Regions from separate parts of the Mus musculus genome. Here region 1 is linked to region 2. The links are chromatin loops, found by intact Hi-C in ENCODE. Cell type or tissue: left cerebral cortex. All regions are shown on one strand.

Region 1 (5,000 bases), 340 kb before region 2:
CTCTTAAAAACCTACTCATGAGGTTATAAAGAACAGCACTTAAAAGTAGATGAAAAGGATAAAAAGAATAAAACTCTAAAGGAATAATGGTTATTTTCAATTTTCAAATTAAAATTTTAAATGCAGATGGCTCCTTTATTTAAAAAATATTATAAGCTCACTGCTCTACACACACAAAGGGAGAGAGACACACACATATATACACATGCACATACAAACACACATGCACACACACTCACATACACACTTCTATATTATTTGGCTTGATAAATCCTTTCCCTAAATGAGGAAGCCTGAATAGTCCAAACCTGAGGACAGTCATTTGGACAGTGGGTAAAAGTGGCCTCAAGTCACCCTGATGTTGGGAAGATTCTACAATCTCAGACTTGTCTCTGTCAACAAGATCCCCAGAAGCAAAACGTTGACAGGAAAGAAGGAGGTACACACAACCACACCACTTGTTATTAATCACGGAGCCCAAAATTAATAGGATTTGTTTGCGCATTTATGTGTAATACCCTCTTGCTCTCATCAGAAGCATTTGTGTTCATTTTGTGACAAGTTCCCTTCTTTGCTGCAGCCAGGTCCTCAGTGGCGATGACTACACAGGTAAACTGATGTCCTTCCTATGTGCCCCCTATATTCTATCAGCAAGTGTACTCTATCTCCAACAAGAGAAGTCAAGTTATTTACTAACATTTGAGTCCGGAGATGATAGCTCAGTAAAATTCCTGACAAGCAAGCATAAAGGACCTGAGTTCAAATCCTCGCACCCACTTAAAAGCTGAGTATGGCTGCACAAATCTGCAATTGTAGCACAGTGGATGGAGGAAGGCACAGGTCCCTGGAGGAGCCTGCTGGCCAGCTAGGGAAGGTAACTGATAAACTCCAGGATTAGGGGTAGGGTGAGGGGACGAGGTCTCAATAGATCAAGTGCAGGAGTTGGGGGGTGAGGTGAGAGCAGAAAGATGGCTCAGTGGTCAAGGCATTCCCTGTCAAGTGATCTCGAGACAGGGTTTCTCTGTATAGCCCTGGGCCTGGCTGTCCTGGAACTCACTCTGTAGACCAGGCTGGCCTTGAACTCAGAGATCTGCCTGTCTCTGCCTCCCAAGTGCTGGGATTAAAGGCCATGGAAGTCCCAAGGAGCATTCAGAGGCATTCTCCTCTTGTCCTGGAATGACAGACACCTGGATCCCACTTTTCTTGTCCATTCCTTTTCTCCTTGCATTTAGTTAGTTCATTTCTTTGGCTATAGGGCACATGTTTACCATTCAGTCAGTGCCTGCTAGTCCCAGTGACTTTCAGGATGGCTCACCCTTACCTGTTGCCTGTTCCATATCTAGATATCGCCCTTGTTGATCTGTGGCATCAGATATAATCCCCTCACACTTGTTTAGCAGATTCTCAGAGACACTCTGAAAAAAATCAATACCCATAATTAGTCTGTAAACATTTCCCAAGTATTTCATAATATGATATCTGAAGTTTTCCTACTCATCATTTCTTTATTTTTTACTTTGCCATTAAAAAAAAATCCTAGAAACAAAAATGTCATACACTAAAATTAACCAGACCTAAAGACTTAAAAGTTAGTAACTTAATGAAATTCCTATTTGGAAAGCCACTGTTTTGAAATTAAGTAAAATGTTAAGTTTCTGAACATGTCTATAGAGGATCTTTTGTGTAATTTCTGGATCAAGCCAATATCTTTTCTTCATATGGTGACCAAACTTTGTATAGAGTTTGTAGGGTCTCTGGCCATCAAATATATTAACCAAAACTGGATGGCACACCTATCTCAACAAGGAACTACACTTCAGGATGTCTGCCTTTGATTCTGTATTTTGCACTAAAGTTAAACAACTATATAAAATACTTTAAATGAAAATGTATATGTATATTGCCTGTGTCACTCAGACTGACTTCCAACACAACTTACAGGGTTGGCGTTGTCATCGTGTGCACACCTGCCTCATCCCTGCCAATGCTGAGGTTACTAGTGTGTGCAGCCATGCCCAGAAAATGCCCAAAATGTTTCCCACGGCCCTACTTTTGTTGCAAAGCTCCATATTTGCCATGACTACATCTTGGTGAACATGGGCATGGGATGGTAGGACTCTCATTTTGGTAAACAAGAGTTTCGACAATCTAGATATAAAGTGGGAAATCACTGATGGGAGGTGGTTGACTAAAATGTGAAAGTAGTAAGAAAAGTACTGAGAGGGGTTGGTGGGATGGCTGTTCTTCCAGAGGACCCAGGTTCGATTCCCAGCACCCATGTGCTGGCTCACAATCTTCTCTAAGTCCAGTTACAGACATGCATGCAGGCAAAACACATACTTAGAATAAAAGTAAATCTAAAAAAGCAAAAAAGACCACCATGCAAATATTAGATCTGCCATGGGATTATCTCTTCATTTCATAAAACCACACAGTATTTCAAGTTTGGAGAAGAAGGAATGTTAAGAGCAGTTACTTACTAAAAGTCTACAAAATGCCAGGTCCTGAATTCACACACTTCCTTCCTAGTATCTCAAATGACATACCTAGGGTGGTTTAAGAAGCGGAGGCCACGGTGTTACGTTCCTTTGCTTAGGAAATAGAGTAGTCTACAAGGCTACACAATCTCATGCAAACACACCTCTATTTGCTTAGGGGAAAAGACAACAGGCAACAGGCATGCAACTCATGACAGCAAAAGAACAACTACCTCGCTTTCAAGGTGGACTTTCTCCCAGGCCAGGATCTCTTCCTCCAATATCCTGAACTCACTGTCGGATAGCCTGCCTCGCAGTTCTTCATCCGCGAAAGCTCTAGTTGTTGGGCCACCAGGGGGCGCATCACTGGCGGTTCCCAAGGTGCGCGCTGGGGCTTCAAAATTGCCCTTGCAGGGCAGTGGCTTCAGGAACAGGTCCTGTGTGCCTTTACTTTTCCTGTACATGTCGCTTGCAAGGGCAGAATCACCCCAACTTTTTACTTCGGTCACGTGACTCCTTTCTTTGGCGTTTGAAAGCCTGTTGGCATCACTGGACTTCAGCATGTGTCTGATATCTAACTGCCAGTCGGTGCGTTTTGGTTTCATAGTTTTTTGCGACTGGCTCTTGAACTCATGGCCTTCTTGCTTTTCACCCATACGTACTTCTGGGCACTTACCTTTTACCTTTCTGCTTTCAATGTTTTTAGAAGATTTCTCTTTTCTTTTGTGAAAAGATTCTCCCAATTCAGATGCGTTATTTTCACAGTCTAATTTATTTCTCATTAAGGGAAACTTAGTAAGTGACTGGCCACTGTAGTCCACGTCCTGAGAGGACGAGGGAGATGGAAAGGCATTTCCAAGGCCACCTTCCTCCTGTCTGGGAGAGGTCTGCAGTGTTACAGAGACCAGCGCAGCGCTCACATCTCTGTCGCCACAATCAAACATATTGTAGGCCAGGGTAGTGGGGTCCGACGTCAGGTGAGTTTTTCCTGAGACATCAGGTGGTCGCTCTTCCTTGAGGTAAACATTAGCGTTAACATCTTCATAGATCTCGTCACCCTTCTGCGTTGGCTTGTTAATGACACACTGTACAGTTTCTTTACCCTCCGGGTTTTCTCCTAATGTCAACTTTCCCCCAAGTATTTGGCCCTTAGCGGATTTTGAAAGTCCAGACGTATCTTCCTCATCAGAAGCCGTGTCCATCTCTGGCCCCTGAGATCTTTCTTGAAGTTGTACAGGTGGAGGGCTCGTCTGCTTGGCTTGATGCTGGGACGCCTTGGGTGCCAGAAGATGCCTCTCTAACCTATCCTCGTCCTTAGAAGTCATAGGGCAGGAACAAACAAACAAAAAGACTTAATGCGTACCATTTGGCTTTTCATAGTATGCGTTTAGATACACAAGAACCATACAAGCAAAATTAACAAGTAAAACTAGTTTAGGGCTGGTGAGATGCCTCTCAGTGAGTAAAAGGGCTTCCACCAAAGCCTGGGTACAACCCCCAGAATCTACATGGTGGAAAGAGACAAACAACTCCTCCAAGTTGGTTTCTGATCTTATCTTCATGGGATGCTGAGACATGGACATGCTCCCACACGGACAATAAATAAATGTAAAAAAAATAATAATAAATATAAATCCCTCATTTACTTCAGTCCTTCCAGAAGAATCTAGGACCCAGAAGACAACACTGTCACTGCTACTAGACTGATCCTCACTGATATGTGCTGGGTAATTTTCAATACTACAAGAACATTTATTTCACCATCCTTTAAATACTGATGCTTACTGACATTTAGTCTCTGAGAATGAGTAATTGAATAGTAGGTGAACTAAGATTGTTTACTTCCATAACGGTGACACCTTACATGCAAAACCAAATTAACATTAGAAGAAAATTCTAATGCTATGTTTGAAGAGCTGCAAATGCGACGGGTTTCTAAGTCTTCCCTGTTGAGATGCAGCTTCAAGAAGTATGGCAAGCTTTGCTGAGAGCACACGCACAACAACTCTGATGTATCAAGCACCCAAAACATGCCAGAGCCTTCTCGGCTGAGAAGAAAATTACTTTGGAGGTGGTTGTAGAGATCACAGGCGTCCTAACAACCTCGAGGGGCGCAGCCGCACGCAGCTGAGTGGCACAGGGCCTGTGCTGGGTTTTGGGTTAGGTCCTTTATGTACAAATAATGATGGTGATAAAGTCAACAGAGGTTTCTGTTTGCCTCACTTCTGGGGGGCATTGTGAGTAGTCATTGTCCAGAGGATTTGGATATATACAAACCCATCTTTTCATATGATTCTTTGGTAATAGGTAATTCATTTTAGAAAAACGCCTACATTGTGATTTTGTTAATTGGATGTGTATCCATCACAGGTACATAATTATCAGCAAAAGGTAAATTAAAAGGATTCGATGGAAGATGTACATTTTAAAGTAACTTAAAAACTTAAAAAGTAACATAGAAACTTAAATTTCATTTTCTCATTTACTATATAGAAATAAAGAGTTCTTACTGGGTATATCTTG
Region 2 (5,000 bases):
GTAGTCTATGAAGGGACATATCATCATTGGCACACACCTTTAATCCCAGCACTCAGAGACAGAGGCAGGAGGATCCCTGTGAGTGGAAACCAGTCTGGTGTGTACCTAGTAAGTTTCAGGACAGCCAAGGCTACATAGTGAGAGATCTTGTCTCAGAAAAAGCAAATTTACAGCATGTGGTCCATACCTGTAATCTCAGCACTTGAGTTGCTTAGGCAGCAGGATCATAAGTTCAAGAGCAGCCTAGGCTACAAAATAATACTCTCTTTAAAACAAACAAACAAACAACAACAACAACAAAACAGGGCTAAAGAGATGCTACTGACTGTTCTTGCAGGCGATCTGGGTTTCCATTCTCAGCGCCACAGAGGAGCTTACAACTGTCTGTAACTCCAGCTCCAGGGGACCCAACACCCTCACAGACATGAATGCAGGTAAAACACTAGTGTAATACAAACACATAATCATAGACACACACCCACACACAAGTTGATTGGAACTCTTATATGTTAGAATTTCCCATAAGTAGCTGACACATACATCAGCTATGGACAGCTTGTTACCCTATCATCCAGAACTCAGAGCAATGGTTTGTTACTGCCCTCTCCTGTGAACCCAGCTTGCCAGTGACCCTCCCCTGGCCAGGGTCACCAGGCTGTCTTTCCCATCCTTTCTTTCAGGTAGCTTTATCTTGAGAGTTTTTAAAGCATTAGGGGTATAGTACTATAATATAAATACTGGTCACAAGACTGGAAATCTTCTACCTAGGTTTTAGATTAGTTTGAAATACAAATAGGCAGGAAGTTGACTAGATAAAATTGGAAATTATCTAAGATAAGAAAATTCACTCAAAGAATTTGACCCTTCAGGTTTTTAAAATTATATTGAGTCAGGAGGAAAAGTGTAACCAAGCAATATTTGATGATTTTAAGATAAAACGAAAAAGAAAACTCCGTTTGTAAATGAAGATTACTCGTGGCCTTTTCTTGAGGATTAAGCAACTCAGGATTACATCCCCTGCCGTCACAGTCTTTTCTAAAGCCATCTCTCAACAGGCAAGATTTCAATAGGATCTCCTCTCATCAGTTCTGATATGTGCAGGAAATACAGATTAATTCAGTAACATATAATTTTTGTTTTGTTTTTTTGAGACAAGGTTTCTCTGAGTAGCTCTGGCTGTCCAGAAACTCTCTGTTGACCAGGCTGGTCCTGAACTCAGATTCGCCTGCCCTTGCCTCCTGTGTGCTAGGATTAGTGTGTGCCACCACCAACCAGCTATTTTACATGTTTTAAAAAAAAAGTTTCACATGGTCCAAACTTCCCTCAAACTCTCTATGTTGCTGGGATGACCTTGAACTTTGGAATCCTCCTGCCTCTACCTCTCAAATGCTGGAATTACAGGCACCATACCTAGTCTTATGCAGTACTGAGGATCACTTTATATAAAGTGCTAGGGTTTCATGCATGGTTGGCAAATCTACCCACTGTGTTACATCTCCAGCCTCAATAAATATAATTTTAATATAATTCACTGAAAATTAAGCATCCCTCAGCCACAATATTTGCCCTTAGAGTCCGTGCATTAGTGAATTGTGCTGTAGATGGAATTCAAGCAGTTTATTCTCTACCTGCCTGCCTCACCAAAGAAAGCAAGTATGCTTTAAAGCATCTTCTGTAAGGCTGCAAGTGGAGCCCAGTGTAGAGCACATACCTGGCATGGATGAGGCCCAGGGCTCACCCCCAGCTCTGTGGTGTCTGTCCTGAATGGACCGTGCCTCTGGAACGAATGAACATCCATGTTCCTATGGAACAAGAAATGCTGGGAAGCCCAGGAGGCCCTCTGGCTGTGAGTTTCCCTGAGGCACATTCCAGGAAGGCATTCCCTACCCAGGTGCTGCAGTCACTGCCAACCTCTCCAGGTGCACCAGCATCAAAGCTGGAGGAACAAGCACTCCCAGTCAGGACATCCCTGAACTCACACTCCCACAGGGACTCTCTGATATGCTGGAGCCCTGGCTGAAAGCAAGGTTAAAAACATCAGAGGCTCTCTTTATTTCGTCCTCTAGGAATGGAATTTGTGAAGAAGCCTAGGGTACCACTGGGGCAGAAACACTAGTACCTGCTCAGAAAGTCTCTGAGCTACTGCCCTAGGGAGCTTAATGGAAGAGAACAAACTTGCCACCTAGGCTTCTGCAGGGCCATGGCTGTTCTGAGGTTGGGACTACAGAGATTCAGTGACTTATGTACGATGCAGTGATAGAGCACTTGCTTGGCATAAACAAAGCCTGGGCTTGACCCCCCCACACACACACAGCCCGCGCTATCTAGAAGAAAAAGAGACACTGAACCTCACTGGTCACTTGGGATCACTGACTGTAAAACAATGAGGTGGTCCTCAGGCAACTTTCTGATTGTTCAGCCTCAGTTAGTTTTTAAGGAAGCTGCCCATAGGGCAAGGACAAATTCTATAGCACCGTACCCAGGATTCCAGGGTTTCTTAAACTACCAAGGAAAATACTTTATCCCCAATATCACCGAATTTTGACTTGCTGGTCCTAAGTTCAGGGAATTGGCTTAAAAAGCAACGGGGTGACACTGCCCTCTAGTGGTCCAGTAAAGTATTTGCCCGTTGGGTTTGTGCACCTGTCAGCACAGGTTATTTCTGTGGAAAGCATTTGGATTTATTCTCATACTCTTGGGCCCATGGTGATGTGACTTCTGAGCACTGGCTGAAATTGCCCATCCGTTAGCTGTTTTGGGAATTTGCTTTGTTTTCCCTGTATTTTTTTTAGAGTGGCTGTCTCTGTTACAAGAGTTCAAGTCCTAAAAGCAAGGATCAATCTCGTGTCTCTTCTGAAGCCTCAACTCTGTTGTTCACTTAGCTGGAGATAAAATTAGAAAGTTCATTGAGGTAGAAAGGAATCTTTTCTCCCTCCCTGCCCCAACAACAAAAAAATTCTATCACTTCTCATTTGTTTCTAAGCCTTCTTGTCTTGTTCCTCTGACCTCTAGTTTTCCAGCTGGTAGGATTATCTGAGTCCCTGAGAGCTTACAGAACTCAGCTTCCTGGGCCTGCCTCCAGCCCCACTGAACCAGTCTCTGTGGTTGGAGCCAGGAAATCTGCTTTACAAACTTCCCAAGTGGTTTTTGATGTGCAGCCTAGCTTGGCAGCCAACTGCTCTAAATCCCCACTTATTGTTTATTATAACTCCCCCCCCCCCAGACTCCAGAGGTCTTCATCTTGTGTCACAAGTTAAAAGTGACCATCTTGAGATTCATTCAGAAATAGTCAACATGCTATCTTAACTGGATGGCATGGGAAGGAAGAAAGGACCACAAGAGACAAACCAAAAGCATTTACTCTGGTTGCCAGGGGCAGCATGTTTATAGCAGAAATACCAAACCAATACCGCTGTGCTGGCTGGGCAGGCTGCCCATCTATAGTCTTGTTTTTAATGTTCCAGCTAGATCGGGGGTCGGGGAGAGACAGGCTTCTGCAGGAGCCAGTGACTCATTCCCACCCATTCTAAGTCTTCAGGCTCTTAGGAAGAGAGGACAAAGTAGGTGGCATTGTCTCCTGTTTTGCAGATGAGAATGCCAGAGCTTAGGGAAGAGGATCAACTTGCTCAGGGGCACAGACATTGCTTGTTGTCCCGTTGTGCATTCTGAAGCCATGCCTGATTTATAAGGCCAGTGTTGGCAGTCAGAGGACAGAGTTGCTAACCTGCTCTTTTTCACTCCACCAGGCCAAGAGAGCAGTTCAGCGGGGAGCTACTGCAGTTATCTTTGATGTATCTGAAAATCCAGAAGCCATCGACCAGGTAAACCACCACTACAGCCAGTCCTACCATCTGCCGAAGAGGCATTTGCTTTGGCCATCTTGAGTGGCAGTGTTTTGACACCCTTGTCTAAGATCCTTGTACTTGTCTGCTGAAGTACTCTGTCTGTGTTTGAGTATCAGGTATGATACCTGAGAGAGGCATATGGAAAGGAGTTGTGGGTGGAGGGTTAGGCATGAGGGACATTTTCAGAGTTTCTGGGTTTTGGGGTAGCTCAGCCCATCTTAAAACAAGTATAGCATCCTATCCTAGCCTTTCTGGAAACCCCAAGGCTATAATTCTTGAAGACTTCAAGGATTCCCAAATAGAGATGTAGCATTCTTTTCTTCCTCTCGTGTGTGTGTGTGTGTGTGTGTGTGTGTGTGTGCGTGCGTGTGTGCGTGTGCTTGCCCTTGCATGTACAAACCAAGAGCTCTACCCCTGAGCCCCATTCCAAATCCTCTTCTTAGATAAGCATGTCTTTAACTGTGCCGCTCTTCTTTGTCAGCTAAACCAAGGCTCAGAAGACCCTCTTAAGAGGCCAGTGGTGTATGTGAAGGGTGCAGATGCTATCAAGCTGATGAACATTGTCAACAAGCAGAAAGTAGCTCGAGCAAGGATCCAGCACCTCCCTCCTCGAGTGAGTGGCAGCCTCTGTGTTGTCCTGTCTGTGCTTTTGTTTCCTTTGAGCTTTCAGCCTTCTCATCCCTGTATCTACAATGCTGGTGTAATGTAGGTTCCTACAGGGTGAGCTCAACTATGGCACAGGAGGACAGAGAGATTTTCACCCATGTTTCTTTATTTGTAAAACTGTGTAAAAGCTTATGGAAACAGACACTGTATGCTATAAAGTCTGGTTTCTCCAACCTGGCATAGCCCCTTTGCAGTTCATTCTTTTAAGGAACAAGCCGAGAAAAATGAAGGATGACACTGTAGCACTTGGCTTTCTTTGTTTCCTTTTCTCCATCTGATCTAGAGATGAGAAAAAACCTATACTTCCTCCTTTCAATCATATAGATTACTCACTTGAAATTCCCTGACTCACAAATAAGAATGTTAAGAATTACTCAAAACATTAGAAATTACTCAGGCCTCATACTGACATTTTGGTGACAAGTAGTGGCCAGACGCCTCTTCAGTGTGCTGAAGCAGTATTACTGCCCACTGATACTTCACCCCAAG

Evidence for each region. Peaks named below come from ENCODE experiments on the same cell type or tissue, not always from the same donor. Only the 100,000 strongest peaks of a DNase experiment are listed, where the experiment ranks them.
Region 1: it touches region 2 in a loop (2.0-fold over the local background); 11 of 42 quality-filtered maps call a loop at or near these places.

Annotation. Positions count from the first base shown.
Region 1 is chr11:5,627,117-5,632,116 of GRCm38, reverse strand. It overlaps Ankrd36 (ankyrin repeat domain 36), which reads right to left. Exons shown (of 27, transcript NM_023816.3): 16 at 2,711-3,790; 17 at 1,322-1,415. Among named protein-coding and RNA genes, the nearest start is that of Ankrd36, 60 kb to the right of the region's middle. In left cerebral cortex, a CTCF peak has its summit at 2,825 (motif pointing right); a DNase peak (open chromatin) is centred at 2,826.
Region 2 is chr11:5,288,484-5,293,483 of GRCm38, reverse strand. Znrf3 (zinc and ring finger 3) reads left to right here. Exons shown (of 9, transcript NM_001080924.2): 3 at 3,747-3,821; 4 at 4,327-4,458. Among named protein-coding and RNA genes, the nearest start is that of Kremen1, 29 kb to the right of the region's middle. In left cerebral cortex, a CTCF peak has its summit at 2,604 (motif pointing left); DNase peaks (open chromatin) are centred at 2,596, 3,082 and 3,510; H3K27ac peaks cover 258 bases.